Linked DNA regions of Homo sapiens: all the other regions are linked to region 1. A link is a contact called in ENCODE Hi-C or POLR2A ChIA-PET data. All regions are on one chromosome and are shown on one strand. The core of a region is the stretch at or near the end of the contact, and the rest is flanking DNA. Distances in the headings are between cores, read along the strand shown.

Region 1 (5,064 bases), core at 2,107-4,606:
CAGAGAACCAAGGGGGAGTGGGATCTGGGAAGGTTTCAATGGTGTCTCCCAAAGCTCTCATCAAAAAGTGAATTCATGAATGAAGACCCCCAAAACTTCCTTTATATAGAAAAATCTGATTTTTTTTTTTTTTTTCCTGATACAGAGTCTTGCTCTGTCACCCAGGCTGGAGTGCAGTGGTGTGATCTCAGCTCACCACAACCTCCACCTCCTGGGCTCAAGTGATTCTCATGCCTCAGCCTCCTGAGTAGCTGGAATTTCAGGTGCATGCCACTATGCCCGGCTAATTTTTGTATTTTTTAGTACAGACAGGATTTTGCCATATTGGCCAGGCTAGTATCAAACTCCTGACCTCAAATAATCCGCCTGCCTTGGCCTCCTAAAGTGCTAGGATTACAGGCAGCTACCATGGCTGGCCCCAAAAATCTAATTTTAACACATAGGGCATTACTTTTTTGTTTTATATTATGTGTATTTACATCCCAATTGCCCAATGTTCTATTGACTACATTTTGGTAAAGAAACATTGCTCACCTAGAAAGCTAATTTTTCCTTATTTAGGCCGCTGGGTGTATCAGTCAGAATTCTCCAGAGAAACAAAACCAACGGGATATATATAAAGAGATATGGGCCGGGTGTGGTGGCTCATGCTTGTAATCCCAGCACTTTGGGAGGCCAAGGTGGGCAGATCACTTGAGACCAGGAGTTCAAAACCATCCTGAGCAACATGGAGAAACCCTATCTTTACAAAAAATTAGCCACAGATGGTGGTGCATGACTGTGGTCCCAGCTACTTGAGAGGCTGAGATGGGACAATCGCTTGAGCCTGGGAGGCAGAGGTTGCTGTGAGCTGAGATTGTGCCACTGCACTCCAGCCTGGGTGACAGAGTGGGATCCTGTCTCAAAAAATAAAAAATTACAAAATAAAGAGATGCAAGAAAATATTCGTTATGGAAAGTGGCTCATGTGATTATGAAAGCTGAGAAGTCCATGATATGCCATCTGCAAATGAGAGACCCAGGACAGCCAGCGGTATAATTCGGCCTGAGTCCAAAGACCTGAGAAGCTGAGGGGCTGCTCATAGAAGTCTCTGAGGCTGAAGGCTTAAGAACCTGGAGCTCTGATGTCCAAGGGCAGGAGATGAATGTCCCTGTCTCCAGGAAGCATTTCCTCAGTAAATCATACCTTCACATTTCAAGAGTGTGAATTTTCCCTTCTCTCACCTTTTTGTTCTGTTTGGGCCCTGGATAGATTAGATGGTATTGCCCACATTGATGAGGGTAGGTCTTCTCTACTCAGTTTATGATTCAAATGCTAATCTCTTCCAGAAACAACACCATGACAGACAAACCCAGAAATAATGTTTACCAGCTATCTGGGCATCCCTTAGCCTAGTCAAGTTGACACATAAAACTAACCATCACACTGGGGTTAGGGCAATAGACCCTCTCATGCCTGAGACAGCAGGACTGAGTCTGTTGCCAGAGTCAGAACTTCTAAAGAAATGGAATACCCAGTGCATTACAAGTGTAATATGAGAGAGAGAAAAATGTCATCAGTAAGGTCATGAACCTAGCATGCAAGTGGACGAGAGAACCCCAGGCCTCACTAATAAGGAGGTGACCAAAGAGGAACTAGGACCCTGGAGGTCCTCAGGCAGCTTGAGAAGGTGATCATGGAAGAGGCAGGAAGAAGAGATCAATGTTAGATATCTCTGTGAGGAGCAGGCACATCGGCAGCAGTAATAAAGAGTCTACAAAATAATTTTTATGTCAGTAAATCTCCTGCATGATGACGAAGAGAAGGCATGGACATATAAATGAAAATTCAAAAACTCAGAATAACGTGATAGCTCTGTCCCCAGTCACTCATGAACAGAGAGATACTCATCACCTACTGGCCCAGGGGAAGGAGTAAACATTAAAAACAGAATCACCTTCATTCAGAGTGTTTAATTCAAATATGTAGGACTATTTGGTAGAAATTTTGTAAGTTTGCCTACATGAAGTGATAATGTTCAAATAATCCTTTTTTTTTTTTGAGATAGAGTCTCACTCTGTCGCCCAGGCTAGAGTACAGTGGTGCAATCTCAGCTCACCGCAACCTCCACCTCCTGGATTCAAGCGATTCTCCTGCGTTAGCCTCCCTAGTAGCTGGGATTACAGGCACCCACCACCACGCTTCGCTATTTTTTTTTTTTGTATTTTTAGTAGAGATGGAGTTTCACCATGTTGGTCAGGCTGGTCTCAAACTCCTGACCTCAGGTAATCCACCTGCCTCGGCCTCCCAAATTGCTGGGATTACAGGTATGAGCCACCGTGCCCAGTCAATACTTTTCTTTCTTATGTCTCTGTTAAAGGACCTTCAACATAGATGGTAATGTAGTAGAAATATATGTGAATACAAGGGATGATCGCATATCACTCCATTTATCCAGTCTAGACAATCAACTATTGGCAAACATTATTACAGAAATTATACCCTAAAATAATATCCTGGTATACAGACATTGTTATGAAAATCTTGTGTGTTTTGAAGTCTTAAAAACAAACAAGGAAACAAAAAGTAGTACATTCTGATTCTCAACTATGGGCCCAGGGTTGAGAATGGAATAAAGGCACTCTGGAAGGCTGAGATGCTGCAGTGTGTGATGTTCCAGAAGGGAGCCCGGGCCATTTCCTTTCTGCCATATTTGAATCCAGAAGGTCTGTATGCTTCATGTGTCCTTGCAGTGGACAGGTGCACATTGAATTAAAAGGATTAAGACCAGAACTCATCTAACCCTTGTCACACTCTTTAAAGGAAGCATAAATAGAAGCCCTGACCACAAACTTGAGCTGGTTTCTATGGTTTGAAAATGTACAGTTAATCCAGACTATTATTATTTCTGAGCTTCAACCACTAGTAGTAATATGCTATCACCAAGGGAAGTTTGACCTTTTTATAGCCCAACCTATAAGTGTGAAATAAAAGGAACTGAAAATGAACTCAACCCATTAACCACTTATTAGGCCCTATGGTTTGCCTTGCTCTGCGTTTGGGGAGAGTGTTATGGGGTCAGGGGCAGGGGATTAAAAACATGTGATGGAATCTCTGGTCCTAAGAAAATGAGTGTAAACATCTGTGGTAAAAAGGATGGATTAGTAGCGAATTAGAGCCATTCTGTGTGCTAAAAGTTTGAGGAACTTTCTAGAAAGAAATTTTGTACATATTCCAAAATATTGAACTGAGTAGGAAAGCCGCAAGCATTTGAGTCAATTCTCACCTTCTGATTTCTAAATGTGGATGAAGTCACCGCCTCTGACCTTGGGGAATATTTCCTGTTGCCAACAAAGCCTGCTTGGTGAAGCCTGCAGCAACGAGCCCTTTAGAGGCCCTGTGCAGACTCACCTCATTGCACCAACCAAAGGATCAAAGGACCCAAAGAGAAACTTCCTTGGAGTGGGCTCAGAGCTTCGCTCCTCCCCGTCCATCATCCCCTAGCACCATGGTCTAATTAATGTCCTTACAACAGACCCATCCTGTGACAGCTCCTCCTCCCTGGGAGTAGCCTGTCCTGTAAAGTGGACTCCAACCCCTGTCTAGCCAAAGTCTTCTACAGAAAGAATATAGTTGCAGGTGGAAACTCGGTGGGGGAGGAGTCACGATTTTAGGTAGATTACCTGCAGGTTTCTGCTGACTCCCTTAACCACCCTCTACCACCACTCAATCAGTATTCTTCTTTATGAGAGAAAAACAATTGGCTGTGCATACATTGTTCTCCGCAGACCCAGGGCTGCATAATAAAATACCTACAAGAGTCATACAAGAAACAGAAATTGCAAAAGCCTGATGACTATCAGACCTCCTGTAAAGGCATTCAACATCAGGGTTTGTTTGCCTTTTTTAAATTGCATTTGTTTGTTTGTTTGCTTGCTTTAACAGTGTGCTGGTCAAACAAAATACATCTCCAGTCTAAATGCTAACCACAGGCCACCAGTGTGTAACCTCTGAGGTAGACCATCCTTTCTCTTCAGTGAACAGGAATAATGACAAAAAAGAAAGAAGCTGTTTTACCATCTTTGTTTATGCTGATGGTTCTCTCTCAAAGGAAACCAGACATTTTGTCCAACTGTGTGTGTAACAGCACAATTAGAAAAGAAACGTTTCAAAACACAAGGTTTCTTCCTGCTGCTAATGCCAAAAACAAGGATCCAAAGAATCTAAAAATAACATCGATTTTTGAAAATATGTTTATTTGGTACTTCTTGATGATAGTCTCAGCCCCAATGAGAACAGTTGAAAAAGAAAGTCCCAAATGCCTCCACTGGTTTGCTGCAGAGCCCGAAAGCTGTTGGCATTCGCAGTTATTATTTTTAAATTTCTAAAAGCAGTATTAATTAAATAATCAGATATTGAATGCCTATGAGTTACTAGCTATGGGCATTTTACCCAGGATGTCTCTTGCCTGCAGGAATAGAACACTGACTGGTTGACTTAGTAGCAAGGGGTTGCTTACTTGATTGACCAACTGGCAACCTCCATTGTCTAGCAAAGACAGAGGTCTACGGGAAATGGGAGGTGAGTTTCATTGTCTGACAGTCTTCCATTAGGAGCAGCTCCATCTCCACTGTCTTTTTTTGACGGCACCTTCTGTTGGCAGGTGTGAAATCTTCACTTCTGACACTCTTAAAAAATAGAAGATTTTCTCCTTTAAATGATCCCAGTACATATGCATGGCTCTTAAAGAAGAGGATCTCAGGCAGGGATGCCACCCGCACATCCCTCAATAGGCATCTCACATGACACCAAACATTTGCAACTTTTTAAATAACTATCTGATTTTTTTTTTTTTTTTTTTTTGAGACAGAGTCTTGCTTTGTCACCCAGGCTGGAGTGCAGTGGCATGATCTTGGCTCACTGCAACCTCTGCCTCCCAGGTTCAAGCAATTCTCCTGCCTCAGCCTCCCAAGTAGCTGGGATTACAGGCACCTGCCACCACACCTGGCTAATTTTTTAAAAAATATTTTTAGTACAGATGGGGTTTCACCATGTTGGCCAGGGTAGTTTTGAACTCCTTACTTC
Region 2 (5,390 bases), core at 1,092-3,591, 320 kb before region 1:
GCTTGTCTGTCACGTGGGAGCCATTGGGGATGGTTTGAATAAATCCTGCTTTCTGGTTTTGATAGCAAGTGATCTGTGATGTCTTTGTAGTACTCAATGTCACCACTCTTTCCTTGGCTCAAATTAACTTGTGGGTATGGATGGCTGTGGCAGTGAGCATATAGAGGGTCAGACCAAGGGATAGGAAAGCCTTCAAGAAAGGGGACTCATCATTTACATATCCATTTCTCCCCCACCACACACAGCCAATGGGGAATAGCAATGTGGAGATGGGGTGCAGAACCTGACATCTGGATGCCTGCTTTTGGAAAGAGCCCTCTGATCCTGTGGGGGAATTGGGCTCAGCAGGGTTGAGGCATAAAAGAAGATCAGTTTTCTAGAATAGTTCCAAGTGGCCAATGTGCTACATGGAGGAGTTGGTCAGGAATGAACCATCCCAAAGGGCAGGCTTATTATACACAGGGGTCTGGGACTGGGCTTGGGGAAGCCAGGCAAAGGGACTCAGGGGCTGCCACAAGGATGCCAGGAGAAGATGGTATGTGTCAGGAGGACTCAGTGCAGGATGAGGCTGTTCAGGTCTTTTCAGACGCAGAGCTCAGAAACGGCAGCTCTGATTGGCAGTCAGGGAAGCAGTCCATGGGGAGCAGGGAATAAGCTAGGTCAAGCTGGCCCTTCCGGCCAGCACTCATGCTAAAGGAAATAGAATTCCAGGGTCTGAGATGTCAAGCCAAAATATGAAAGGAGAGGTGGGGGCGCCAAGAAGCAGGGGGAGGTCAGCCATAGGTTAAGAGGCTTAACAAATCCGTCTGGGAACAACAAAGAAGCTGGGGTCCAAAGGTCTGGGATTCTTGGATTTGCTACTGCTAAGTCCTTAAGAGCTCCCTGGCACCACCAGAAAGGGTCTTCTGACAATATGTGGCTCTCATATTATGTGGCCACTTTCCTCTTCTACCCCACATGCTCTCCCTATTAACTGCCCCAAAACCAAACAACTATAGCTCCCGGAACACATTGTGCTATTTCACACCCATTGTTTCATACCTATTGTTCTCTTATCCTAGAAATATGCTTCTACTGCTTTGCCTATCCGGAGAAAGCTTCTCATCCTTTAAAAGCAAGCTACAATGTTCCCTACTCTAATCTTCACAATATAATATCATTGCACATACTAGACTGTATGGCAATTGATAAAAAATAAAGGTCGTGCACCTCATGCTTGGCATGTAGTGTGCTTGCAATATGTGCTGATAAGTGAATAGAAGCATATATCCTAATATAGGTTTAGTTCACCTTTCTCTGCCTGGGGTGCTGATACAGTAATACATTTCTCTAACTGGTTTGTTTCTAGAGCCTTAGCCATACTGTCTCACAGGAATTTTAGCAGAGGAGATTCCTGATTGATAGGTGCTGGCCTCAGCTCAGACTAACCTTGCAGACCCTCTGGGTCTCTGCAGCCCCTCAGCCAGCACTGAGGCTCAGCTCTGCAAAGCAAGGGCAATATTGGGGCGATGTCAACCACATATCCTATTGCAATCATCCAGTGAGTTGGCCTTTCAGAGGATGACCTGAAGAGAGAGAGAGGTAACTCTAGGAAGGGGATTCTGAGCCTTGGGGAAGAAGGAAGGGAAGGAACAACGGGCTCCAAGAGATTCACGATCCATCACGAGGATGGGCATTTTTTGGGGGGAGGAGAGTTCACAGCATTCATACGATTTACTAAGAGGCCCTTGACTATTAAATATTAATATTCACCATTCCAGAAATAGGCTTTCCTTGAGGCAGCTCTGCTCAGAGCACCAGCTGTTGAATCCAGATCCCAGAGGACTTGGTCATGGTCAGGACAGATCAGGGAAGGGAGCTGAGTTCCCCTACAGCTCAGCATTTACACACTCCCATACCAGCCCAAGAGAAGCCTTTCTGAAGGCAGATGTACATATTTTGAAGAATGTCCAGGATCTGTGTCTTGTACAACTGCAAATGCAGTGAGTAAGAGGGAGTTAGCCTCAGGATACCTCTACCTTGACCTTTATGTTCCTTAGAACAACAAACCTGCCAAAGAATAAAAAATAAAAAGGCAAATCTCCAGGGTCTCACTTGTGATGAAAAGTTTGGTTTGACCTCGCGGTCTCAGTCCTGAGCTCAGGAAACACTAATAAATAGACAAATCCTGAGCAATGGCTCTTTTACATTTGCTTTTTTTTTTTTTTCTGGCAGAGAAGCATGTGGTATTAGAAGGCAGCAGATAAAGGCTTTCCATACTAAAGAGGCAAGAAGCACACAAAAGAGAAAGCAAACTTAAAACTGGAGAGGCTGACACTAAACTCTGGGGAATTGAGAGTCACTTTTTACCCACATCCTGTAAAGGGCAGAAAAAACACAGGAAAAAGATTTCTACTAAAATATGTGTGTTCTGTTTTTACGTTTTTTGAATAGAAAAACATGCATCACTCAAATCCACTCAGATATCTGAATATCTGCTGGACGTTTTTTGTTCGTCTGTTTGCTTGGTTCCTACTGCTCCTTCCCTGACTTCTGAAAAGATAATTAAAAAAAAATCCTCAGAGTGAGACTTTAAGTTTTAGTTGTTAGAAGCACATGCCTTTGTACCCAAACAGATGTGGGCTCTGTCATTGACTTGGTAAGTAATGCTGGATAAGTTTCTGAATCTCTTTAAGAACCCAATTCTTCAGCAATTAAAATGGAAGTATGAATAGTACTGACTCCAAAGAATTGCTGAGAGAATTAAGTGAAATGATGCATTAAAAAAACCTTAGACTAACCTGGCATACTGTAAGCATTCAATAAACGGTAGCTAAACAATAGGAGTAACATCTCTGTCAATAAAGAAAAACAATTCTAAGGACACATTTTTGTGCACAATCATGCAAGCTATAACAGGCAGAAAGGAAGAAATAAAAAAAAAAAAAACAGAAACAGTAGACCTGTGTTCCTTAGTGGAAATTCCCTACTTTATACCTTAGAAGGGGTGTCAGACTGTCTTCCTCACCTTCACGTGAGTTTGGGTCTGGCAGAGAAGTGTCTCCCCTCCCCTATAACAACATGGGTCATCCGTCCAGGCCCATGGAAAGTGCAGAAAACCACAGCCTGTGCCATCATGCTTTCTGCCCACCTCCACTACCCAACTTAGCCAAGTGGCTGGACGGTTCTCCCATGATTATTATCCTTCAGAAGTTATTAGCACTGCATTTTTCTTTTCTCTAAAAAAATTTTTATCTCTTTTCACCATGTTAGAAAAAATCTTCCCTTAGTTTTTTTTTTTTTTTTTTTTTTAAAGCATTGCAGCCTGGGGGAATTCCTCCCCACTTTGGACAATCACTCCAGCTAAGTTTGCATGGAATGGTGTCTGCCCTAATTGGCAAGCTTCATTCCTGCTCACCTCTTATTCAGACCACATAAAATAATTTCAGCAAACGTGCTGCTCATATCATAGTTTTGCATCCACACTGATCTCTAGGGAGCCATTATTAATCCCAAGTACATTTTCTTTAAACTTGTCTCCCCAGTTCGAGTCTTACTTCTTCCAAGATTTCTATACGGCTTTTCTTACTCAACACCACATTAAACCTAAATTCTATTTCTTTCTAGTTAAACTATCTTCCCCACAGCGGAGAAAGAAAAGAAAACAAAGCTTTCTTGTTTCATTTTATCAAAGAAAGCTGACTTAGCTTATTAGTAAAATCAACAGAGATGTAGGTTAAGGACTCTAGATAACTCCCTTATCATCTACCAATTCCTTCAATATCAGGGAAGCATGGCTCAGCGCCAGGATTGGGAAAGATAGGATTCCACATGTCTGCCACTTTGGACATTCCTTATTTCTATGCTTTCAATAAGTGGCAGCCACAGTTTACATGAGCACAGAGTTCAAAGGAAATCACAACAATCAAACTTCCTTACCCGGCAGTCTCTCTGAAGTGTTTTCATAAGCGCGTTGTATGTTTCCGTATCAAAATACAACCCTTCGTGCATGTCTTGCAGGAAATCTAAGTCCTTAAATGTGGGGTTGGATTTCTCTCTCTCTTTACGGGATGCTCTTCGCTTATACGTTGAGCCTTTCAAGTCATATGTAAAGTGCATTCTCATGGAGCGTGGCAAAACGTTGTTCATCACCACAATCCTGATATTAATGCCTCCTGATTGCATACAATACAGTCCGTAAAATTTTGGCAAAAGAGTCCTTGGATTCTGGTTTAAATTCTAGAAACCAAAAAAAGAAAAATATATTTACAATCTTCTATTTTGACAAAATAATGCTCCACTAAAGATGTGTTTTCATGCTGATATAATAATTAAAAATGGGATGTGATTATCTTTATTAATGTTCATTACTAAAATTTTGCTGTTTCTAATCTATTTCTTAAGTCTGCTTACTGGACAGCAATTTTATTATTCTAAACTCAGGGCAGTGAAAGTGACTGGATTGGACATAATGTCCCAAATTGGCTCCAACTAAAAACAGGCAAGGAATTGACTGGTGCCATGAGTGACTATTCTCTAAGGTAGCCAAAGAGAAAACGAATTGCCAAGGTATGAGGGATGAACATTTAAAATTTTAATAGCTCCTGCAAAACTGTCTTCCAAAATGGCAGACCAATTTACAACCACACTATGTAAGACTGTACATAGATTTTCCCATTACTCTTACCAGGGCTGAATAGTACCCAAACTTTAAAATCTTTGTAAGCATGATTAGTGAAAAATAGAAACCTGTTTTTAAAAATTTGAATGCCATTGATTACTTATGTATTTTTAGTCACCTTAAAGATAATTTTGCTCATTTTTTTCTGCAGGTTTTTGTCACTGTTGAAATTCTTGATATACTCTGGATATTTATCATTTCTCTCATCTATATGGGGTAGTTTCTTCTAGTCTGTTGTCTTTTTTATTATTTAAAAAAACAGGGAGGCTGGGCACTGTGGCTCACGCCTGTAATCCCAGCACTTTGGGAGGCCAAGGCGGGTGGATCACGAGGTCAGGAGTTCGAGACCAGCCTGGCTAGCATGGTGAAACCCTGTCTCTACTAAAAATTAAAAAATTAGCCTGGCCTGGTGGCGCATGCCTGTAATCCCAGCTACTCGGGAGGCTGAGGCAGGAGAATTGCTTTAACCCGGCAGGCAGAGGTTGCACTAAGCCGAGATCATGCCACTGCACTCCAGCCGGGGTGACAGAGCGAGACTCTGTCTCAAAAAAAAAAAAAAAAAAGAAAAAAAATAGGGAATACATGCCTACTTTTGTTCCCTTTTAAAGTAGATAAGAAATTAAAATAGTTTACAAAACGGCATGTAGTCAATGAAAAGTGTCTCTGCTATCCTTGATTCTTCCCCCAATTCTCAACATTTGAGAAAACCACTGCTCTCACTTTATTTCAT
Region 3 (4,904 bases), core at 1,447-3,946, 370 kb before region 1:
CGGAACTGATACAGACAAGAGGTTACTAGAATCCCCAGAATGATGGAGCAGAGAGGCCCCAAAGTAACATTTGTACATCAGGTCCTAGAGGGCAACCAGTTCAGTCCAGGCTGGTCAGAAGTGTCTGGCGGAAACTTCTGCAAGACAATAAAAGGAACAGAACCTCATGCACTTAAATGGTTTGAGAAGAAATGAAGACACTGGTGGAAAGCTTAGGGTTCTATTAAGGAAAAATACACAGAAAACTAAGCAAACCGAAGAACAAGGCAGTCATTTATTACAATAAAAACAAAAAGTCACACAGGAAAGGAAACTGAAACATAGTATATGACACTATTCACAAAGCCATAATAAAACACTCAATATCGATCGGACTACAGTCAAGATGTAACTATACAGGGAAACTGGAAGGGTGTAGGAGGAGGGGGTGGGAACAGTACACATACGTGGTATGTGTCGGGTGGAGAAAAGACAGCTAAATCTTCGTCTTCTATAGTGGGCAGTTATTAGCTAATGCCTACACCCAATAGATCAAGCAATAACAATATAAGCATGTTATTTAGAAAAACCAAAGTAATTGCCAAAGGAATCAGCTCAAAGAGTTGAAGGTGATTGCACATGAAGACGTAGGGGGAGGTGGACTACGGCTTGCTCTTTTTCTTAACACATGTTACACGACTATTTGTTAAACTCTGGGCATAGAGTTTTGTTACAAAAATAATTTATAAATTTTAAAATCAATCAATACCTTTTTTAATAAATAAAAGGGCTGGATGACATGATGGCCAAAGTTCCCTCTCATCTCCAAAGCTCCGTGATTCTTTCAGGATGAGTTTTACCACTTAGGTTGGAAAGGCAGGAGGGTGAACAGGGAAAAGGCGAAGGCTCGACCGGTTCCCTAAATGAGCTTTGACCTGGCCTTCGAATACCTGGCCTCTCTCCTGTCACAACTCAGTGACCACACAGAAAGCAGCAGGTGAGGGTGGTTGGAATTAGGAGGACACCAACTGAAATGCACTCATACATAAATAAAAGACAAAAAATCTTCTCCCAGACAAAGTGCTTAGTCTGAACCATTCTTCCAGTGTGATGAGAAGCAATGAAAGAAAAGACAGAGAAACTCTACCATTATTTTTTTCCCCATGTAGCCTTCAGGATGAAATTTGCATTATAGCCAAATCCTTCATTTTGAAAACAAATCTGGTCATTTTTAAGTTATTTGTGACCTTCCACACACTAATTTTTAATAGGGCTGGCTGGAAAAATAATGAGCTCCATTACTTCATTACACATGTCACCTTTATTACTTTATCCTTGAAAACAGGTTATTAAATGATTCCATTTTAGATTAATATTATTCTGAATGGAGAGTTTAACATTGTCTCCTAGTTCCCTCCTTACACTTACCTAATTCTCCTGCACCCATAACTATCATGAACTAAATGCAAAGGCAGGTTGTGGTAGAGGCGTTTGGTCTGTCTGTGGGGAGGCTGGGCCAGCTTGGTGCTGTGAAGTGAATGAGTCCTCAGCAGCAGGTTTATGTTAGTGGACTTCCCCAGTGAAATTCCTTCCCTCCCAAATCAACAAGTCATTTAAATTACAGGAGATAAGGCTCACTACTGTGGTGATGACTCCACAGGTAACAGAAGGATTAAACAGAGGATGTCGGGACCAACTTTCTACTTGCCTTGGAAGAAATTGTTTGTTACTCTTCCTGTATGTTTGAAGCATATCAGAGAAACAAAAATGAATCTTGGGATTCTTGCAGACCCCCCAGCTAGAGGACCTCTGGGTGGAGGAGACATGGCCAGAACTGGTAACATGAACCTGGAAGTTCACCTGTTACAGATCCCAGGCCCACACAGGGAACACTACTTTGTACACAACACAAGAGCTAGGCTCAGAAGGCAAATGGAAATACAGTGGTTGGGCCAAAGGGAAACGTCTCGAAGAGAGGCCATGGCAGGGAAGGCAGCTGAATGGGTATGGACAAGCTCCTGGGAAGGGTGCTGCCCTGTGTGAGGCTGCTGGCCAGGGGCTCTCTAGGGTGAGACGAAATTTGCATAAGGCCAGCTTCACCCAAGAGTGCAACTGTCACGTGGACAAAGCAAACAGCAGAGTGAAATGGTCAGGGTGGAGAGGGGGACTCTCAAGGCTCAGAAGGACCAAACTGACCTTTAAGCAAAGAGGGGGAGTCAGTGGAGGCCAAGGAATCTGAAAGAGAATTACCCTGCTTGACTACAGAACCAAGGATCTCTGTAGACTCAGGGAGGTCACGAATAGCTGCTGGGCAGAAATGTATGTTGGCTTCAGGTCAGAGGAACCACACTGGGAAGCAGGTTTGGGGCTGGCTGAAGCATTTCCCAGAGGTGTTGCTAACCTAAAATACCTTTGTTAAATGAAGTTTAGCCTAAAGCTGCCTCCTTACATATTTAAGTTTGGCCTAAAGGTTTTTCTGTACATCGATAACTATACAACAAGCGGAAGTGTAAACCAACCATAGTTTACATTTGTGCCAACCACTGAGTCTTGGCCAATCAGATGTAGCCAACTGTTCGGACCGTGTTCAAATAAGGCAAACGCCGAGCTCTGACCAAGCCAGTAGTTTCTGTGCCTCACTTCGGTTTTCTGCACGCCACTTTCCTTTTGCCGTCCATAAATCTTCTTCCACCACGTGTCGGCGCTGGAGTCTCTCTGAATCTGCTATATGATTCTGGGGGCTGCCCGATTCACATATTGTTCACTGCTCAAGTAAACTCCTTTCAATTTAATTCAGCTGAACTTTTTCTTTTAACACCTTTAAGGCAAAAAGTCACTTTTGCTTAGGGCCTGTCCAGGCATGTCTGAAGTATGAGAAAGGAACTGAGGTCCTGTTCTCCTTACTAGAATCTGAAAACATATCCACTTTGCTATGGTTTTATATTTCTGGCATTACATGTTATGTCCTCTTAATTTCTTCAGAGAGTCCAGCTGTGTCTCAGCTGAACCACAGACAGGTGCTGTTTCACTACTCAGAAAGAACAGAGAGGGGAGAAGAGTTTATTTCCAAAGAACTTTTATATCCTAGTGTGGGTAAGAATTTCTTAAGGAGCTTGCCAAAATGCAGACTTCAGGGCTCCATTTCTAGAGGTAGGTACCCTGATGTAGGAGCTAGTCACACTGAGAAGCATTTCTCTAGAGGCTCCACGAAGGAGGGCAGAGAATTGAAGAGTGTCTACAAAGGTACATCCACTACCAGCAAACCATTCTTCCAGAGACATAGCACTAGTGTTTTAAGTCAAGGGAAATAAAGATGTAGTGTTTTAGTTCCAGAATTAAGAGGCAAAGAATGGATAAAGAAGTCTTTTTTTTTTTGTCAGTTAAAATATTCAAAAATTGGCCAACAGTTTTCCCACTTTTTTTGGCAATATGATTTATCCATAAACTAAATCGATTTAAAAATCTTAGTAACACACAAAAAGTACCCAGAAATATTATCTCACATGAATTCCTCAAAAAATGTGAATGTTCTTTGAATTAATGCTGAATCCTAAATTATTCTTCATATAATGTCAGATATCTGAAAAATTCACTTCAATTTCCTGCCCTGGCAGAAATATATGAGGGATCATTTGAAAAGCTAATCACTTCAGAAGTAATTCTATAATTTGTCAAAAAGGAAAAAAGACATCTGGCAAAATCCAGGTGCAGACTAATGTGATGTAAATCCATGTTTTTTCTTCTATTTTTTTTTTTTCTGGGGGTGGGGAGGAAAAACTAAACTAACAGGCATATTATAAAACTTCTGCAGGTTCCTTTTTTTTTTTGAGGCAAGGTCTCGCCTCTGTTGCCCAGGCTGGAGTGCAGTGGCATGATCACAGCTCACTGAAACCTGGAACTCCTGGATTCAAGCAATCCTCCCATCTTAGCCTCCCAAGTAGCTGGGACTACAGGCACGTGCCACCATGCTCAGATGTGTTTTTTGTTGTTGTTGCTGTTGTTGTTGTAGAAATGAGGTCTTGCTAAGCTGCCCAGGTTGGTCTCGAACTCCTGGGCTCAAGAGATCTTCCTGCCTCACCTCCCACAGTGCTGGGATTAGAGGCATGAGCCATCACTCGCAGCCAGGTTCCAACTTTTTCAGCATGTGCCTCAGCCACAACTGGAGAGAGATGTGACACCACTCAGGTTCACTGGTAATGCTATAATGGTTTTGATTTTTAAAATGGAATATCCTTCTTTCAAGAGACTGAAGAATAAGGAAGGTTTTTGCTTCTCTAAACATGTGGTATCATTTGCTTGATGACTTCATTTCTTGACACTTGGGAAAAGGTGACTAAATCCTTTCTTTACTAAGAATGAAAGAATGTGACCACATTTTCCCCTCATTCTGTGTTTGCTCCAGACTAAGAAAGATTCAGATAAGATGTTGCAGGGGTGGTGGGTTCACAAATGATGTATTGGTAATAAAGCAGAAATGTTTTGTAAGGGCATGGGTGATGGCTATCTGCTCCCAAACTGTGTCACCTGCCTTATCAGAGGGAGTCTCACTTGGGTTCCTCAAGCTTACAAGCCTCTTTGAGGAATTCTCAAACTAAAGATCTATCCCATGTGTCTAGAATTAGCTAAGACATTTCTATGAGTATTTACAACCAGCACAGTACCAGGGAATGCATTACTGATTGTCAGACAGACTTATTGGTAAATACTGGAGTCTCTAATTGCACAGATCATTAAAAAATTTATGGCTACTTTACATAGTACTATTACAATGGCATGAGAATAAATTGGTTCCATGATTACTTCTATAAAAGCCTAAATTGATTCCTGTTCTTGCACTCACACTACCTTTGTAAAGCTTTGACCCTTTCCTCTCTCTCTCTTTTAAAAAAGATCCTGTGTCTATCTAGCTTTTGCTCCATGTGTTG
Region 4 (5,234 bases), core at 394-2,893, 360 kb before region 1:
CACTGCGCCCGGCCACTGCAGCTATCCTTTAAAAACTTAATTAATATATTTTATTTCTTAGAGCAGGTATTTTTAAATTTTTCTTCTGCAAATTTACTTGTATAAATAAATCACAAGAACGTTTGTCTTTTTAAAAAAGTTACATATCTTTACCTTCTTCATCAAGGCTGCTAAAACTTTGTCCTTCAGTCAGCAAATCCCGCTTCTCATCCTTCCATTCCTGGCTAATTGAGGACACAATCTCCTGTGAAGTGGCCTTTAGGGCGGCGATTGAATTGCACCGTTTCTTAGACGGTGAAGCCTTCAAAGCTAGACAGAAAGGAAAAGGACAAATACAGATATTTACTGTAAAATCACATTACTATTTTATTTAAAAGTGAATATTTTATTATTTATTAACATTTTAGTTATTATTTGAATAGAAGACAAGACGCTTATTTTATATATATGGAAAGGGAGATGAACTTGTTTCATCTGATGAATACGATGAATTGGCTATATTATTTGTCCAAAATGACTTGACTTAAATCAGAATTTCCTAGAGCAAATTAAAAGTTAAAATTTCTCTCCAGATTTTGCAATAAAGTCTTACTTGAGGTAAAATTCAAATGTTTTATTGCTAAAGAATCATTCCCCCCTCTCCAAACAATGTTTTTCTAGTGCTGGGAGGAGGATGGGTGAGTTGATAAGCACAGATGGTAAAGTATAGAGAATTCTCACGACCCTGGTTTTATTAACTTGGGACTGGGAATTTCTAAACATGCCAATGTTTAATCTTCTACTCATGTTGCCCAATTTAGCCAAGTTACTTCTGGTTGCTTTTTTCTTTCTGTGACTTTCCACTGACATTTCCTACCCTTTAGCTCTTTTCTAGGTCATGGTTTTATGTCAGACGTATAATTCACTTCCAATCTTTGTCTAAACAGCAGTCTACAACTTCAGAAGTGTGTTGGGAACCTGAACTAATGAAAATGTACTTCACCATCAATCATGCTTGCTGAAGCCTGGGACTTCATGGAGGACACGTCCATGGAAGCTGCTTAAGCGGCAGCAAGGCCATCCTTATTTACATTCACTATTTGCTGCAATAATTCTTCTTGGCTTAATATTGCTTGAGAATTTCCTTGGAGGGAGGGGGAGAGGGAAGTTGAGGCCTCTTTATGTTTTCCCCTGAATATGTTTTTGGCAGTGTCTCTCTTCCTTTAGAAGTTTGCATAAAGGGGTAGCCTGATAGTAAGTGTATTAGAGTAATTGTGTTTAGCCTTGGGAATCTCAGAGCTTAGATTACACAGCTCATCTGGGGCCTTCCCAGAGGCTGCTTGCAAGAACTTAATTGGAGAAGGACTTTGGGACACACAAATGAGAGAAGAATGGAGGACAATCTCTCCACTTAAAGAGAAGGGAAGGTTTATTTGTCCCTCGAGCAGTCTTAGAATCATAATAATATCATCATCCTAATAAATAACATTTGTGGAGGGCTTTAGAGTCTGGAATCCAACATTCACATTGCATATCTCAAACCATCCACATGTATGAGGAAGAGGAAGGCCCTTTTTTAGGCCCAGAAACTGAGAATAGAAAGATTGTGGCTTGCTCAGGGTCACAGAACTAGCAAGCATGAATTTCAGGTGTCTTTCTTTTCTTAAGTTGCTTTCTAGGTGGTTCATTTTCTAGTTCTTTAGCATTCTGTTTTCTGGTTAAACTGAGGGGAGAAAAAGATAAACCTTGAATTTGTTTTTCTTTGAGGGGAAGAAATTTTTGAATGTTTAAAAAATAAGTTATGTTTACCTTAATTCTCCACTCTCTCAAACAGTGGTTACACTTGTTTTACAAGGAAGAAGCCATTATTGTCACACTGGCCTCTGCCTTAACATTCTATCTGCTAACTTTTATTTATTTTATTTTATTTTATTTTTCTTTAAGTTCTGGGATACATGTGCTGAACATGCAGGTTTGTTACATAGGTATACATGTGCCAAGGTGGTTTGCTACACCTATCAACCTATCATCTCTATCTGCTAACTTTTATAGACCTTCAATAAACTCCTGTCTTTCAATATAGTATTTTAAAACTGCTTCTTCTTCTTTTTTTTTTTTTTGAGACGGAGTTTTGCTCTTGTTGCCCAGGCTGGAGAGAATGGCGCAATCTCGGCTCACTGCAACCTCCGCCTCCCAGGTTCAAGCAATTCTCCTGCCTCAGCTTCCTGAGTAGCTGGGATTACAGGCATGCGCCACCATGCCTGGCTAATTTTGTATTTTTAGTAGAGACGGGGTTTCTCCATGTTGGTCAGGCTGGTTTCGAACTCCTGACCTCAGGTGATCTGCCTGCCTTGGCCTCCCAAAGTGCTAGGATTACAGGCATGAGCCACTGTGCCCAGCTGTATTTTAAAACTTCTAAATCAGAGGATCTCAGATGTGGGGTGGAAACTAAGGGGTCTCTGAGACCCTTTCAGAAGATCTGTGATGTTAAAATTATTTTCATCATCATCATAAGACATTATTTGCCTTTTTCACTTTCATTCTCTCATATGTGTAGAGTTTTCTAGATGTTACATGACCTGTGATGTCACCACATATTGAATTCAGAAGCAGATGTGAGACTCCAACTTATCTTCTATTAAGCCAGACGTTAAGGATTTCAAACAAAAAGGTAAAACAATTCCACTTTTCTCACTAAATTATTTGTGGAAAATATAATTATATTTTGTAATTATTTATGTTAAAAATTGACTGATGTTAACACGCAATTTTTTTTGTTAACTGGTAAGAATTAATAAATATTTTTAAATTTTTCTCAATTTTAATTTCTAATATGTGAAATATAGATAGCTATCACCCACATAAATAAAAGCTCTTTGGTGTCCTCAATAATTTTTAAGGGTGTAATGTGGCCCTGAGACCAAAAGGTTTGAGAACTGCTTTTCTACATCATAGTTCTTAGGTCAATGTTATTTCTCTAAACGAAGAAACAGCAATGATCAAAAGGTTTTCGGCAGTACCAAGGAAATGCGATCAGGGTGAGAGCCGTGTAATGAGGAAAAGATACTCAGGAGACCTATACTCATGGCATTTCATGGAGTGAGGGCCAAAAGACTGGAAAAAGAAGTAACTCTTTGTTCTTTATCAGCATCACGTATAATGAGGAGCAGAGAAGACCGGAAAACAAACCTCTGCCAAGACCACATAGCACCACAACAAAGAGTTCACTTTTGTCTCAAGTGGTGAGTTTCTTCCTTAAAGGAATGATCTCACTCAGCAGATAAGAGCTTGGATTTTGCAGAAATTTAATTCTCAGGATCTCTTTTGACTGGGTAACATTGAGAGCTGGTTTGGGTGGCTGGTTGCTTCCTTTTGTGTGGCAGAAACGCCTAGATTTGTCTTTGGCTCAACCATGGCTGGCAGTAGGTATCCTGTGTCCATTTCTAGCCTTGCATTCTGCCACTCGACTGCCTCCATGTTCACTTTTCAGCTCACCCTTCTGCCATATTGGAACCTACCATGTTCATTCTGCCCTTAGGCCTTTGCACATGCTGTTCTTTCTCCTTGAGATGCCCTTCCTGTCTCTCTTCTTAATGAACTCTGGGTTACATTTTCAGGATTTAGTTGAAATATCTTTTTCTCTGTGAGCTCTCTTTTGGAAGAATTGGTCTTTTTTTCTCTTATTTCTCTCCGCGTACCCATAGTAGCATATGCAGAAATATTAGCAATTGTTTCATTACAGATCTGTCACATGTTTCAATCTCCGGCTCAAAAGAGACTATTAAATTATTGAGGGAGGAACTAATCAATATTTAAAAAGCTTTCTATATCATCAGTGCTTAGTGTAGTGCTAGATACATAATAGGTGCACGAGTGTTTGTTCATGAATGCATTATTGTTCTGAAGTTTTAGAACAGTTAATTTTCTCTAACAAATTAATTTAACTCTTATATTCTATTCAGGAAACTAAGCTTTAGTACTTTAGACAAATTATTCGTATGGAGAATTTCAGTGAAGTTTCAACATAATGGTGGCTAATATTTCCAGGAAATATTATAGGATTTTGTAGACATTATTACACCGGCAGCATGACTCACTTGTGGGTGGGATGAAGGGATTTAAAAAGGTTAAAAAACACTGACTTCAAAAAAGAAACTTGAAGACCAGGTACTATTTTCTTGGTGGGAGGGGAGTATGCCTTTAGGCATTAAGGGCTTTAAATTAACCATGGTTGATGGAACATCTTAAAGTTAACTCAAGTGTCTACTTTTCTAATAATTTAATTACCCTTTGAAATGGTGGTGTTAGATAAAAATTCCATTCATTCATTGCATTATTCATCAAATAACCATTGAGTGTCTACTGTGTGCCAGGAAATGTGTTAAGTGAAAGTTAAGGACTTTGGGCACCAGGGAATCCATGGACGTTTATTTCCTTTAGCATTATTATTATTATTATTATTAGCATGGAAGGGTTTTAACAGAAATCAGCAAGAGCAGATTTATATTTTAAACTGATTCCTCTAGCTGCAGTGTGTGTGTGTGGAAATTGGATTGAATGGGTACATGATGGGAGGCAAAGAGACCTGTTTGGGGCCACAACTTTATGCAAAAAAAAAAATAATAATAAAACCTGCAAACCAAAAAACACAGTGGCTGAATCAGGAGAGGTACTGTGAGAGAAGGGGCTGCAATCCTGATACTGCAGAGTGAGGACTGATAGGTGTTGCTGAGTAACTGCACGTGGGTGGTAAGCAGAAGGAAGGGGTCAAGGGATGATGGCAGCATTCTGGCTGGGTAATTGGGTGGATTGTGGTGGTCTTCCATAAGACGTGGACCCAGGTAGAGAGGCAGACTCTGGGGTGGTAAGTGGCTAAATTCAATTTTGGGCATGCTGAGCTTGTGGAATCTAGTGGATGCTTAAGTTTGGGGAGTGGACAGGCAAGGGGAATTGCTAGAAGTGTGGGGAGTAAGTTGCAAGTACACAGATGGTAACTGAACCCTTGGGAGAACAGGGAATTACCCAGAGTGCTGTATAAGAAGAGACCGAGTCAGAGCCTGGACCCTGAGGAGCAACCACAATAAGAGTAAGCAGGGATGAAAAGCTTCCAAAGGATACCAAGGAGGAGAAGAGAGGCTGGAAGGCAACCAGGGAAGTCCTGAGTTACGAAAGACAAGCGAAGAGCGTTATTTCACAGAGAACTGCTATCAGTGGTCTCACATGCTGGAGAGTTTTAAGAAGACTGAAAGAGGCTG
Region 5 (5,628 bases), core at 548-3,047, 400 kb before region 1:
ACTTTGGGAAGTATTCTTGCTTTTGTCCTGATATTTTTACTGCATTGTTGATTTCCTGGGCACAAGCCTATTTAGAATCAATTTCTAATTTATCTGGCTGAGAGTTTCCTAGGTTCTGTTTTAGGGGTCACTTAGAAGCAAGGATACCTCTCTTAGGAGGAATATCCTGAAAATCTAGTGGTCAGGTCAGAGTGCCCACCATTTCTCAGACTTGTGGCTTGGGAAGATCCAGTTACAGCAGCAAATTTACGTGACTGGGTTTAGGAGTCTGGCTGCCTGCCTAGGTTCTGCACCATCAAGTTTTGCCACAATTCTCTCGATTCAGGCTGTCTGAGGGCTAATTGCATGTAATTTGCAACAAGCCACACAGGAAACTGTTAATCTACTCAGCTATGTTCTTCCCTTGTAAAAACACAGAAACTGCCAGTACTCTTCCCGGGCTCTGTGCTCTGCTCTCCGAACAAGTCATAAACTTCTCACAGGTGAGAGCAGTACAGGAGGAGCGATTTTTCTTCCTGGCTGTCTCTCTAGGAGAAAACGTTAATGGCACCCTGATGCCACACAGGCCTCTGTCATTTACAGAAAAAAAAAAAAAGATTCTTTTGGTTATCAGCAACATTAGTTTGGCTTCATTGGAGAGCATTAGCCTGGCTGGACTGCTGAAAACAGTCATTGATAATTTTATAGCCTGGAACACTCTGATTTCTGTTTGCAGACCTAATGAGTGTTTTATAGCTAATTCTCATGAGAGCATTTGTTGAGGGAACATATGGTACTATCCACAGTTTTTGTCTTTTAAAAGTCATTCTCTCACTGCCTCAATTTGTTTTAATCGAAGTAATAAACATCATAATAAAGCACACAACACAGATGACTTCTGATGAAAAGCAACAACCTCCTGCCCTCCCCACCCCCACCCTCCGCCATTCCCTAGGGGCAGCAGCCCTTTTTGGGATTTCTCTTTTAATATTTTCTGGCGATTCCCTTCATGTCTTTTGATGAATCAGGGGTTAAAAGATTCTTAACCTAAGGTAGCATCCATTGATTCACTATGAGGGACATTTACCCTCTTCTACCCTGTGTCTTCTTCCAACATTTGCTATTTATATTTTATTTTGTAACTGTAAATAACATACCTAGTGAGCTTTTTTATTCCATCAACCACACACCGTATCCTTTAACTCCCCACATTATTTCATCTTTGTCCCTGCTTTCCCCTCTCACTTTATATTAGACACACTTAAAAAACACCGAACAACTTTTATCTCTACTTTGTCAGGGCTGTTCATATTTATATCCTATCTTGCAGCTATAACAAAATTGCTCCCTCTTTGTCCACAGATTGGCTCTAAAATTAGAAAATTGACACATAGAGTTTATAGTATTGTGACTATATAAATATTGTATACTGCCTGGCCAACAGTGAGTTAGGGTTATATTTCCCTCTCTGGGTTCAGAGTCATAATTGCTGGGTCATGCAAAGAAAAATGTTTCCCAAATCAAAGTTAAATGGAGTCTTTTTTTTGCCCCCTAAGTTTGCTTAAATTCATGCCACATTTTAGGCTGCTTCATGTTAGGAGGTTTTTGCCCTTCAGAAACTGTCATGTGGGGAAGAAACCTCAGAGAATATCCAGGCGAAGGGCAGAGGCCTTGATACAAGCTCTGCGTCTCTGATTACTGGTTACAATGCTGGGCAAGTTATGACACTGAGCTCCTGGTTCCTCATCTGTGGGTGGGAAAGATGCCCAGCCCATCTCACAAGGCCAGCAAGAGGATCAGTTTGGATAGTACAAGAGAAAGAAAGGCCAAGAGAGGGTAAAGCTCTTTGGGATAAGCAAACAGGAGTATCAACAGGACTCTTACCTCTGAGACTCTGCCTGTTTTCATGGGGCTTTGATGAGGTCTGCTTGCATAGACAGATTTATCGTAAGACCTTGGAAAGAATTCCTTTTCTGCTCTTAGTTTAGCTACCAGAACATTAACTGATAACAAATGTAGACAGGAAAGCTCTACCTGCAGAGAACACCCACAAATACAGCCTGGTCTCACTTAATGGCTGCAAAGACTTGTTTAGTACCAGAGCCACACTCTGCTTAAGGGCAAGCCCATTCCAGCGTGACCCAGGCGCTTCTGAAGTGATGGTCAAACCAACACCTTGTGCCCCACTGGGAAAAAGCTCACCTTTGGTTGGGGCAGGGAGTGGGTGAGGATACTACAGGGTGTGGAAATTCTCAAGCACTAGCACTAGCGCTCCTGCTGCAGCCTGGACAGTATCAGCGTGTGGCACATCTCATGCTCCTGCCAGGACAGAGCGGCTCCTTCATGCTCAGCCCTTGGCTGAGTGTGTGGACACATCTACAAAACCCCCCAACACGGACCCAGGGAAGTAGAAAAGCTTTGACCACAGTCACTGCACCCAGAATGCTTAGCCGCCTGCCACCATACAGGAGGCTTTCAGAGATCTGCTTGTTTCTGCCTTTCTCACTTTCAGCCCTGAGCATGGCTGCTGCTCTTCCCCACTCTCCCACTTTTGCTATTTTTAGACAAGGAGACTGCCTGTTTCTAATGAAGGCAGCAGAGCAGCAGGCTCTCTCCTGGTATCAACCGATGGCTCCCCTCCCCGCAGTGAGCACCAGAAGCAGGAAGCCTGCTGCAGGCACAGCTCAGACAGCAGCACTTAGAACCCATAGGCAGGAAGAGACTCAAACAGTGTGTTTCCAGGTTTATTCATTGTGAGGACAGAAGCCACAATGGCTCAGAGAACTGGCAGTGACTGAGCTCCTGCCATGAGCAGCCTCAGAGGTGAGAAGAGGGCCTCCTCTCCCTTTGAGGGGAGTGACTCTGTGTGTGATAGGATATAAATATAAAAAGGGTTCCTCCTTTTTAAAGAGGAACCCTCATCCAAGTTCAGGGACCTTTTTCACCGTATATCGCTATGAGATTTGTTTTTCTTTCCAATATCATACCCCAACATGTACACACACAAGCACAGGTGTAAAGCTAGCAGGCATCGTTGACTGTGATGTTTATACTGTGATGACTGTATTACACATGTTATTTCATTTACTCATTAAAAAGAACCCTGTTAGGTGAGGTCTCTGGCTATTTATTTTGTACATTTGAGTATTAAGACTATCTTGTCTCACCTCTGGTGGCATTTGGATTTGAACGTAGGTCTGACTGGAGTAACCTGTCCTACACATATTGCCTTGAGCCATCCAATCACTGCAGAAAATTAGCCCTTTCCTGTGTTTCTAAGTTATCCCCAGCAACCATGGTTCAATTATAAAAGAGAAAAAGAGATACAGAGATCCATTTCCCAATGACAAATCTATTTCTATATACAAGTCTTGATTATTTGATTTCATCAAAGGAACAAGGAATAGTTGTTAAAGCACAACAACAGAAACCTTCGACACCCCTACTCATATCATATACAGAAATTAATTTGAGATGGATCACCGACAAAATGTGAAAGTTAAACGTAGAAAGCTTCCAGGAAAAAACGAAGGAGAAAAGCCCTTCGGGTCACGTCTAAGAAGGGGCAGAAGGGAACTTGCTGGTGGGATGGGGGAATGTTCTTTATCTTGATCTGGGTGATGGTAACTTGGGTACATATTTTTCAAAATTTATGGAACTACAAAGATTTCTGCATTTTTACTATATATAAATTTTACTTTAATAATGAACTGTCAGCATAATAAACAGTATCTGCTTTTCTCCCTACAAAACTACCAATCATCCATTCAAATGTATACTGAGTGCCTACTTCATTCCAAGTGCTGGGCTTAAACCAAAAAGTAAGCAGACATGGTCAGAACACCAACTTAGGGAGCTTCCCAAAAAGTTGGGGCAACAACCTAAGTGTGCCTTATCTGATGAATGGTTAAAGCAAATGTGGTATACATATACAAAGGAAGAGTATTCATCCTTAAAAAAGAAGGAAATTCTGCCATTTGCAATAACATGGATGAACCTGGAGGACATTATGCTAAATGAAATACGCCAGACGCAAAAAGCCAAACACTGCATGAACTCATTTGTAAAATCTAAGAAAGCTGAACTCATAAAAGCAGAGACTAGAATGATAGTTACTGGTGGAAAGAAGAGGAAGTGAGGAGGTGTTGGCCAAAATGTATGCCAGATGAGGAAGTTCTGGAGATCTGAGGCACAGTGTGGTGACCATAGTTAATAATCACGTATTGTGTACTTGAGATTTGCTAGAAGAGTTGATCTTAAGGGTTCTCACCACACAAAAGATATAACCACGTGAGGTGATAGATATGTTAATTGGCTTGATGTGGTAATCATTTTACAATGTATCACCTTAAATATATATAATTTTTATTTGTTAAGTATACCTCAATAAAGCTGGGGAAAAACCCTAAAAACCCCCAAAAGTTGAGGAGATATATATTAATAATAAATGTTAAAAAGAAGCCAATAGGCCAGGCGCGGTGGCTCACGCCTGTAATCCCAGCACTTTGGGAGGCCAAGGTGGGTGGATCACAAGGTCAGGAGTTCGAGACCAGCCTGGGGTGAAACCACATCTCTACTAAAAATACAAAAAATTAGCTGGGTGTGGTGGTACACACCTGTAATCCCAGCTACTCGGGAGGCTGAGGCAGGAGAATCGCTTCAACCTGGGAGGCAGAGGTTCCAGTGAGCCGAGACCATGCCACTGTACCCCAGCCTGGACAACAGAGCGAGACTCCGTCTCGAAAAAAAAAAAAAAAAGAAGCCAATAATTATATGATTATGAAATATATAAATGCAAAAAAATACGCCACCAAAATAACATCCAAGACAACAACAACAGCAAACCAAAATAAAAACCTTCACCATCAAAGTAATTTCTCTTTCTTTTTTTGAGACAAAGTCTTGCTCTATCACCCAGGCTGGAGTGCAGTAGCCCAATCTCAGCTCACTGCAACCTCTGCCTCCCGGGTTCAAGCGATGTTTGTGCCTCAGCCTCCCAGGTAGCTGGGATTACAGGCAAGCACCACCACACCTGGCTAATTTTTTATATTTTTAGTAGAGATGGGATTTCCCCAGGTTGGCCAGGCTAGTCTCCAACTCCCAACCTCAGGTGATCTGCTCGCCTTGGCCTCCCAAAGTGCTGGGATTACAGCCGTGAGCCACCATGCTAGGCCCATCAAAGTAATTTCTATTAAGCTTCACAATACTGGATGGCTTCTGCTCTCTAGGACAATGTGTTTTACTGTTCATATGTGGCAGAGTCTAACATTATAATTAGTTCCCTTCCTAGAGCTCATATCCATGGAATTAAGAGAGAATATATTTAGGTAGATCCCAGAGGTGAGGCTTAGGTAGATTTAAAAAATGGCAGTATGGGCCATCCATGAAACATTCCCAGGTAGACAGCACACATTGAAAACAGGGTTGACTGTGTTCTCTAGCTAGAGAAAAGCACCATGAAGGCAACAGGAATTGGGACCTTTTGAATCATAGGGCAGGGGTCCCCAACCCCCAGGCCATAGACTGTTACTGGTCTGTGGCCCGCTAGGAACCAGGCCGCACAGCAGGAGGTGAGTGGTGGGTGAGTGAGCATTACTGCCTAAGCTCTGCCTTAGGCAGTAATCAGTGGTGGCATTAGATTCTCAAAGG

Evidence for each region. Hi-C counts contacts between places; a loop is a spot of excess contacts on that map. ChIA-PET counts read pairs that join two places held with the same protein, here RNA polymerase II (POLR2A). Pooled maps may share reads with other maps.
Region 2: a map of sigmoid colon shows a loop between it and region 1 (2.3-fold over the local background). The contact joins two enhancer-like sites. A Hi-C loop is called at or near these places in 3 of 168 maps with a recorded cell type or tissue (GM12878, left cardiac atrium and sigmoid colon), 1 of 37 single-sample maps with no recorded cell type and 10 of 50 pooled maps. POLR2A ChIA-PET finds 5 or more read pairs at or near these places in 1 of 52 experiments (activated CD4-positive, alpha-beta T cell).
Region 3: a loop to region 1 is called in a map of K562, with 8 times the contacts of the local background. The contact joins two enhancer-like sites. A Hi-C loop is called at or near these places in 26 of 168 maps with a recorded cell type or tissue (A673, B cell, CD4-positive, alpha-beta T cell and 17 more), 25 of 37 single-sample maps with no recorded cell type and 33 of 50 pooled maps. POLR2A ChIA-PET finds 5 or more read pairs at or near these places in 3 of 52 experiments (Panc1 and activated T-cell).
Region 4: a pooled map shows a loop between it and region 1 (6-fold over the local background). The contact joins two enhancer-like sites. A Hi-C loop is called at or near these places in 18 of 168 maps with a recorded cell type or tissue (B cell, CD4-positive, alpha-beta T cell, CD4-positive, alpha-beta memory T cell and 12 more), 24 of 37 single-sample maps with no recorded cell type and 29 of 50 pooled maps. POLR2A ChIA-PET finds 5 or more read pairs at or near these places in 1 of 52 experiments (activated naive CD4-positive, alpha-beta T cell).
Region 5: a pooled map shows a loop between it and region 1 (6-fold over the local background). The contact joins two enhancer-like sites. A Hi-C loop is called at or near these places in 9 of 50 pooled maps. POLR2A ChIA-PET finds 5 or more read pairs at or near these places in 4 of 52 experiments (CD4-positive, alpha-beta T cell, Panc1 and activated T-cell).

What each region holds. Positions count from the first base shown.
Region 1 is chr9:68,576,228-68,581,291 of GRCh38, reverse strand. All of the region lies in intron 2 of TMEM252-DT (TMEM252 divergent transcript), which reads right to left. Among named protein-coding and RNA genes, the nearest start is that of LINC01506, 32 kb to the right of the region's middle. Within about 2 kb of position 3,356, at least 2 of the 41 ENCODE cell types and tissues checked have a DNase peak (open chromatin) inside an H3K27ac peak, as active enhancers do; they include GM12878 and OCI-LY7, where a contact is called at or near this core.
Region 2 is chr9:68,893,167-68,898,556 of GRCh38, reverse strand. PIP5K1B (phosphatidylinositol-4-phosphate 5-kinase type 1 beta) reads right to left here. Exons shown (of 16, transcript NM_003558.4): 8 at 3,919-4,218. Among named protein-coding and RNA genes, the nearest start is that of PABIR1, 120 kb to the right of the region's middle. RefSeq lists an enhancer at 2,259-2,408. Within about 2 kb of position 2,341, at least 4 of the 41 ENCODE cell types and tissues checked have a DNase peak (open chromatin) inside an H3K27ac peak, as active enhancers do; they include GM12878, where a contact is called at or near this core.
Region 3 is chr9:68,947,548-68,952,451 of GRCh38, reverse strand. The region is part of intron 14 of PIP5K1B (phosphatidylinositol-4-phosphate 5-kinase type 1 beta); the gene reads right to left. Among named protein-coding and RNA genes, the nearest start is that of PRKACG, 64 kb to the left of the region's middle. RefSeq lists enhancers at 1,370-1,989, 1,990-2,609. Within about 2 kb of position 2,696, at least 3 of the 41 ENCODE cell types and tissues checked have a DNase peak (open chromatin) inside an H3K27ac peak, as active enhancers do; they include GM12878 and OCI-LY7, where a contact is called at or near this core.
Region 4 is chr9:68,929,965-68,935,198 of GRCh38, reverse strand. It overlaps PIP5K1B (phosphatidylinositol-4-phosphate 5-kinase type 1 beta), which reads right to left. Exons shown (of 16, transcript NM_003558.4): 13 at 154-309. Among named protein-coding and RNA genes, the nearest start is that of PRKACG, 82 kb to the left of the region's middle. RefSeq lists an enhancer at 1,969-3,168. Within about 2 kb of position 1,643, at least 4 of the 41 ENCODE cell types and tissues checked have a DNase peak (open chromatin) inside an H3K27ac peak, as active enhancers do; they include GM12878 and OCI-LY7, where a contact is called at or near this core.
Region 5 is chr9:68,976,765-68,982,392 of GRCh38, reverse strand. The region is part of intron 14 of PIP5K1B (phosphatidylinositol-4-phosphate 5-kinase type 1 beta); the gene reads right to left. Among named protein-coding and RNA genes, the nearest start is that of PRKACG, 35 kb to the left of the region's middle. Within about 2 kb of position 1,797, at least 7 of the 41 ENCODE cell types and tissues checked have a DNase peak (open chromatin) inside an H3K27ac peak, as active enhancers do.